Linked DNA regions of Homo sapiens: region 1 is linked to region 2. The links are chromatin contacts, found by Hi-C in ENCODE. All regions are on one chromosome and are shown on one strand. Each heading gives the region's core, a stretch centred on a gene start or an enhancer-like site at or near the end of the contact. The rest is flanking DNA. Distances are from core to core; before and after follow the strand shown.

Region 1 (3,301 bases), core at 681-3,180, 680 kb before region 2:
CTGTAATCTCAGCATTTTAGGAGGCCAAGGCGGGCAGATCACTTGAGGTCAGGAGTTCAAAACCAGCCTGGCCAACATGGTGAAACTGTCTCTACTAAACATACAAAATTAGCTGGGCGTGGTGGCAGGGGCCTGTAATCCCAGCTGCTCAGGAGGCTGAGGCAGGAGAATCTCCTGAACCTGGGAGGTGGAGGTTGCAGTGAGGCGAGATGGAGCCACTGCACTCCAGCCTGGACAACAAGAGTGAAACTACGTTTCAAAAAAAACAAAAACCAACCAAAAAAAAACAGGGTAGGCAGGACCAAAGATGACTAAATGCAATGCACCATCCTTAACTGAATCCTGGATGAAGGAAAAAAGACAGTTAAAAGAAACATCTTTAGGACAAGTGGGGGCACTTGACAATGCACATTCAATAGAGTTTTATCAAAATTAATTGTCCCACTTCCTGAGTGGGACAATTTATTGAAATGATGTAGTAGGAGAATGCCTTTTTTTTTTTTTTTTCTGAGATGGAGTCTCGCTCTGTCACCCAGGCTGGAGTGCAATGGTGCGATCTCGGCTCACTGCAACCTCCGCCTCCCGGGTTCAAGCGATTCCCCTGCCTCAACGTCCCGAGTAGCTGGGATTACAGGCACCTGCCACCACACTCGGCTAATTTTTGTACTTTTAGTTGAGAGGGGGTTTCCATGTTGGCCAGTCTGGTCTCGAACTCCTGACCTCAAGTGATCTGCCCACCTCGGCCTCCCAAAGTGCTGGAATTACAGGCGTGAGCCACCGCGCCCAGCCAATGCCTTGTTTTTGGGAGATGTGTACTAAAGAATTAAAATGTAAAGGCGAAGTGTCAAAATATCTGCAATTAATTCTCCAATCGCGGGGCTGGGAGGGAAGCATGGGAGCAAACAGAGCAAAATGCTAACTAGTGGTGAATCAAGGTGACGGGCATCTGGGCATTCTGTACCGTGTTCTTGCAACTTTTCTGAAGGTTTGAACTTCTCAAAAGACAAGGGGCAGGGTAGACAGCTGCTGCAGTGTAACTTTGTAGAGAGGAAACTCCCGCGTCTGGAGCTCATTCCCGCGTTTCTTCAGTCCGTCCTCTTTAAGGTCGCCACTCCGGGTCTTGCTTTTAAGCCTCTTCACGGCAACGTTCTCAGCCTCTGACGCCCCATATGCCCGGCGCTGATGAAAGGAACGAATGGGATGCCCGCAGCTACCCTGACAAGTGATTATTCTTATGACGATTTTGCAGAGAAGAAAATTGCGTCTGGGCCGAGTCGATACGATCACAAGTTGGCGGGGCAGAGATTCGAACCCACATCTAAGGACGAGCTCTGGGCCTGACTGGTCCGCACCGCGTCCCTGCATCAGTAACGAGGGGTCGACGCCTCCAGGGCCAGCGTTCCAGAGCTCCGGCCCGAACCGCCCACCGCGTACGGGCGTCACCTGGAATGTCTAATGCCGACGTTGTACCCTCACGAAAACCCCATCTGAGAAGGGGAAACCGAGGATTCATCGCAAGGCCAGAAGGTGGCCTCTCGCCGCCGGACCCCGGCGCCCGCACGCTCCCCTAGAACCGCTTCCTCCCCAGCCAGCGCAGGCCAGGGTCCAGCCGCGTTGCCGCGGAAACCGCCTCCCAGCACCACCCGCGGCAGTTAAGCCAACGCATGCGCAGCCGCGGGGGGCGCCCGGGGGCGGGGTGCCGATGAGAAGCCGCCGGGGGCTGCCGGGTACTTTTCTGTCCAGAAACTCGACGCCGTCCTGCCCCAGCCCAGCCCGACCCCCGTTTTCCTGTACCTGTTGGTAAGAGAATCGCTGCTGCTCCTCGGTCTCCGCCTCCTCCTCCATCACTGCGGGCCGACCCTGGGCAAACGCAGGAGGGCCGAGAAGGGGCGGTGGTGCGCGGCCAGGTCGGATTTTCCCGCCGCGGCGCGAGCGACGGGCCGCGCGGGCGGACAAAGTACGCAGCTCCGCCCTGCCTCGCGCGCCCCCTGGCGGCGCTCCGTTGAGGGGATTCCGCCGTCGGCCTCCAGCCAGCCCCCTGCTCAGCTTGCTCTGCGGAGGTGGCCGGGCGACGCGGGGACATGACCACCGAGGTCACTGCTGCACCCCAGAGCCTGATTCAGCGCCTGGCACAACGCTGAGCACCACTCTCCGCGAAACACGTGTGCGCATAGGTGCAAAGCGTGTTCCAGTCGGGTGTAGAGGATGCGTAGCCCACGATTTACAGATCATGTAACGCAGTACACATTATCAGGAGCTCCATGCACCTGTACCTCAGGTGTATCTTGCAAAATCGACCATCAACTTTATCATTCTATCACCAACAATAGCGTCACAAAGACTACAATGAGTGAACGACCCGTGACCTCATTCAGCGAGTGGAACAGGAACTGCGTTGTTGCCATTGGCAGGAGTATAGTTCTGACACAAGTGTTACTGTTTTTCCTTTATGTTAACGATGAAGTGAGACCATCAAACCCAATTTTGGTTTGTTTTTATTGTAGTTTTTTGAGAGGCAGGGTCTCACTCTGCCGCCCAGGCTGGAGTGCAGTGGCACCACCAAGACTCACTGTAACCTCCACCTCCTGGGCTCAGGTGATCCTCCCACTTCAGCCTCCCAAGTAGCTGGGACCACAAGCCTGCATCAGCGCACCTGGCTAATTTTTATTTTTTGTAGAGACCAGGTCTCACTATGTTGCCCAGGCTGGTATCAAACTCCTGGCTTCAAACAATCATCCCACCTCAGCCTCCCAAAGTGCTGGAATTACAGGTGTGAGCCACCATGCCCTGCCTGTATTTCTAGGTTTTTGTTTTATTATTTTTTATTGCCTATATTTCTGTATTCTGCATTTGTCACAAGCAGGTGCTACTTTCAGAACGAAGGAAAGCACATAAAGCCACTCCTTGTCTTCCTTTCCCAGGGACGTCCCTCAAGTTCCCTAAGCTTGCCAGGGGCTGAAACCCAGATCAAAGCTTTTTGGAGGAATCAGCCTTCTGAGGACTTTCCTCTGCATCTGCTCAGTGGGTGGCATCTGGAAATGACAGGCACTTCTCGCCTCTGTCCACTGCTCTCTGTGGGCATCCCAGTCTACCTGGACAGTCCTCCTGCCCAAGCAGGGCAAGCCTCTGACGGATTCCCCTAATGGGCAGCATGGGGCTGGGCAGGGCAGGCCATCCAGAGTGAGACCAAGCCTGCAGCAGGAGAGAAGGCCGGTCGCTGGTTGGTGAGCAGCCCCATTTAGAGCACACTGTGGCTGCAAAGCCCAGCTCCCTCCCTTGAGCCTGGTGACCCCAAGCAAGT
Region 2 (3,323 bases), core at 101-2,600:
CCTCCTGGGTTCAAGCGATTCTCCTGCCTCAACCTCCCACATAGCTGGGATTACAGGCATGCGCCACCACGCTCAGCTAATTTTGTATTTTTAGTAGAGATGGGGATTCTCCATGTTGGTCAGGCTGGTCTCAAACTCCCGACCTCAGGTGATCCGCCTGCCTGGGCCTCCTAAAGTGCTGGGATTATAGGCGTGAGCCGTACCTGGCCTTTTTGTGTTTTGTTTTTGAGATGGAGTTTCGCTGTTTCACCCAAGCTGGAGTGTAGTGGCACGATCTTGGCTCATTGGAACCTCCGCCTTCCGGTTTCAAGTGATTTTTCTGCCTCAGCCTCCCGAGTAGCTGGGATTACAGGTGCCTGCCACCACGCCTGGCTAATTTTTGTATTTTTAGTAGAGACGGGTTTCACCATGTTGGCCAGGCTGGTATCAAACTCCTGACCCCATCATTCACCTGCCTCGGCCTCCCAAAGTGCTAGGATTACAGGCGTGAGCCACCACACCCGGCCTAGGTTTTTAATAAATGAATGAGTGAATAATTTTATCACACCAAATACTCTATTAAAGAAGTAAAGGCCCTACATTAAAAATTGAAAAAGTCTGCTTCTCCCTTAGGAAGGTTATTTTGTTGTCATATTTATCTTTTGCTGTAATTCCTAAGGGCATAAACTTAATCATTGTTGGCCAGGTGCAGTGGCTCACACCTATAATCCCAGCACTTTGGGAGGCTGAGGTGGGAAGATTGCTTGAGCCTAGGAGTTTGAGAGCAGCCTAGACAATGTAGGAGATGCCATCTCTACAAAACATAAACAGCCAGGTATGGTGGCACATGCCTGTGGTCTCAGCTACTTGGGAGGCTAAGGCGGGAGGATTGCTTGAGCCCGAGAGGTTGAGGCTGCAGTGAGCCATGATTGTGCCACTGTACTCCAGTCTGAGTGTCAGAATGAGACCCTGTCCCTAAAAAACAATAACAACAAAAATTGGCCAGGCACGGTGGCTCACGCCTGTAATCCCAGCACTTTGGGAGGCCGAGGCAGGCAGATCACCTGAGGTGATTTTCACCTGAGGTCAGGAGTTCATGACCAGCCTGGCCAACATGGAGAAACCCTGTCTCTACTAAAAATACAAAATTAACCAGGCATGGTGGCACGCGCCTGTAGTCCCTGCTTCTCGGGAGGCTGAGGCAGGAGAATCACTTGAACCTGGGAGGTGGAGGTTGCACTGAGCCAAGATCACATCATTGCACTCCAGCCTGGGCAAAAAGAATGAAACTCCGTCTCAAAAAAAAAAAAAAATTAGTCACTGCTGGTGGAAGTAGGCTGGCTCGCTGCCACAATCCTGAGTGTGTTGCTGCACCTCCTGCCAGTTAGGAACTGCAGTTGTAGCAGAGAGGGCTTTGGACAAGACAACATAGAACAGGGGTCGCCATACCTCAGGACGTGGGCCAGTACTGGTCCGTGGCCTGTTAGGAACCAGGCCACACAGCAGGAGGTCAACAGCATGTGAGCGAGTGAGCATTTCTGCCCGAGCTCCACCTCCTGTCACATCAGCAGCGGTATCAGATTCTCACAGGAGCGCGAACCCTGTTGTGAACTGAGCATGCCAGGGATCTAGGTTGTGCGCTCCTTATGAGAATCGACTGCCTGATGATCTGAGGTGGGGCATTTTCATCCCAAAACCATCCTCCCACCCCCATCTGTGGAGAAATTGCCTTCCATGAAATCAGTCCTTGGTGCCAAAAAGGCTGGGGACTGCTGGTGTTCTCAAGTCCAGTGTCTTCTACAATTAGATTGTAAGCTCTAGTCTTTTCTAGAGCTCTAGTCTTTTCTCCACCACTTGCTAGCCCTTTGGCATTGTGCAAATTTAATTTTGTTGAGTCTGTTTCTTTTTCTTTTGTTTTATTTATTTATTTATTTACTTATTTTTTGAGGCAGAGTCTCGCTCTGTCACCCAGGCTGGAGTGCGGTGGCACAATCTCGGCTCACTGCAACCTCCACCTCCAGGGTTCAAGCGATTCTCGTGCCTCAGCCTCCCAAGCAGCTGGGATTACAGGCACGCTCCACCACACCTGGCTAATTTTTGTATTTTTGGTAGAGACGGAGTTTCACCATGTTGGCCAGGATGGTCTTTAACTCTGACCTCTGGTGACCCTCCTGCCTCAGCCTCCCAAAGTGCTGGGATAGGTGTGAGCCACCACACCCGGCCCTGAGTCTCAGTTTCTACTTAGCACATCTACTAAAGAAGGGTATGTGGGCGAGATGGTGTCACATAACCCATTGTGAGGGTCAGACCGATGGCACTGGGATGAGGAGGCTCATGGTGAGCAGAAGGTGCAGTGCCCCAGTGAGTCTCTTCTCTTTTTCCACAGTGTAATGTTATTGTTTCCCTTGAAAAGGTCAGATTTTGACCAAAGTCCTTGACTGATTCAGAAGCATGCCCTGACCATTAGCCCTTGAAACCTACAGTTTTTTTTATTTGTAGCCAGGTCTGATGACACCCTAATTTTCTTGATAACTGAGCTGGGGTATTGGCAGGTGGCAACGGCCTGCCTCTCCTGAACTCTTCCATTTGTTGAATCAGGACCAGGTGATGCCATGGACTCCAGCCTATTCCCTAGAAGTAGGACAGAATTCGTTTGAACTCTCAGAATCAAACCATTTCATGCTTTCTCTGTTTCATACCCCTTCTTCCCTTGGCTCTATTTTTTTTCTGGATTTTGCTACAAAATATGTTTCAACTTTATAATTGGAGAGCAAACAGACGTCTGGTATTGTTTATCTCCCTTCTGCCTGTCTTGTCCCATATTGTCAAAAAAAAACACCCAAGTCTCTTTTATTTTAGATGATTGGTTTTTTGCTTTATTCTTAGGATATGGAAGAATCGACCCAAATCCCTCTTTTAACTTTCTGTTATCTCCACACTTGAATGAAAAGCAGTGAATAGCTTGTTTAATTTTTGACTTCATCATATGAATTTCATGAAACAAGGTATCAGAAACAGGAAATTTTAAAGTAGGGCAGAATTGGGTAAACACACATACACACTCTCTGTCTCTCTCTCACACTGAAAACAAGCAGAAAAATATTTTTCTCCCTCCCTTTGTCCAGAGCAACTGTTCATATTCAGGTGAACGACGTGAATGAGTACGCGCCCGTGTTCAAGGAGAAGTCCTACAAAGCCACGGTCATCGAGGGGAAGCAGTACGACAGCATTTTGAGGGTGGAGGCCGTGGATGCCGACTGCTCCCCTCAGTTCAGCCAGATTTGCAGCTACGAAATCATCACTCCAGACGTGCCCTTTACTGTTGACAAAGATGGTAAGAATCG

What was found. Hi-C counts contacts between places; a loop is a spot of excess contacts on that map. Pooled maps may share reads with other maps.
Region 1: a loop to region 2 is called in a pooled map of psoas muscle, with 2.3 times the contacts of the local background. The contact joins the promoter of CENPS here to the enhancer-like site in region 2. A Hi-C loop is called at or near these places in 2 of 50 pooled maps.

The regions. Positions count from the first base shown.
Region 1 is chr1:10,429,062-10,432,362 of GRCh38, reverse strand. It overlaps CENPS (centromere protein S), which reads right to left and starts at 1,930. Exons shown (of 5, transcript NM_199294.3): 1 at 1,795-1,930. The coding sequence starts at 1,845. It overlaps CENPS-CORT (CENPS-CORT readthrough), which reads right to left and starts at 1,930. Exons shown (of 4, transcript NM_199006.3): 1 at 1,795-1,930. The coding sequence starts at 1,845. RefSeq lists an enhancer at 1,283-1,332 and a silencer at 1,583-1,832.
Region 2 is chr1:9,751,463-9,754,785 of GRCh38, reverse strand. It overlaps CLSTN1 (calsyntenin 1), which reads left to right. Exons shown (of 19, transcript NM_001009566.3): 5 at 3,105-3,313. Among named protein-coding and RNA genes, the nearest start is that of PIK3CD-AS2, 66 kb to the right of the region's middle. Within about 2 kb of position 1,350, at least 2 of the 41 ENCODE cell types and tissues checked have a DNase peak (open chromatin) inside an H3K27ac peak, as active enhancers do.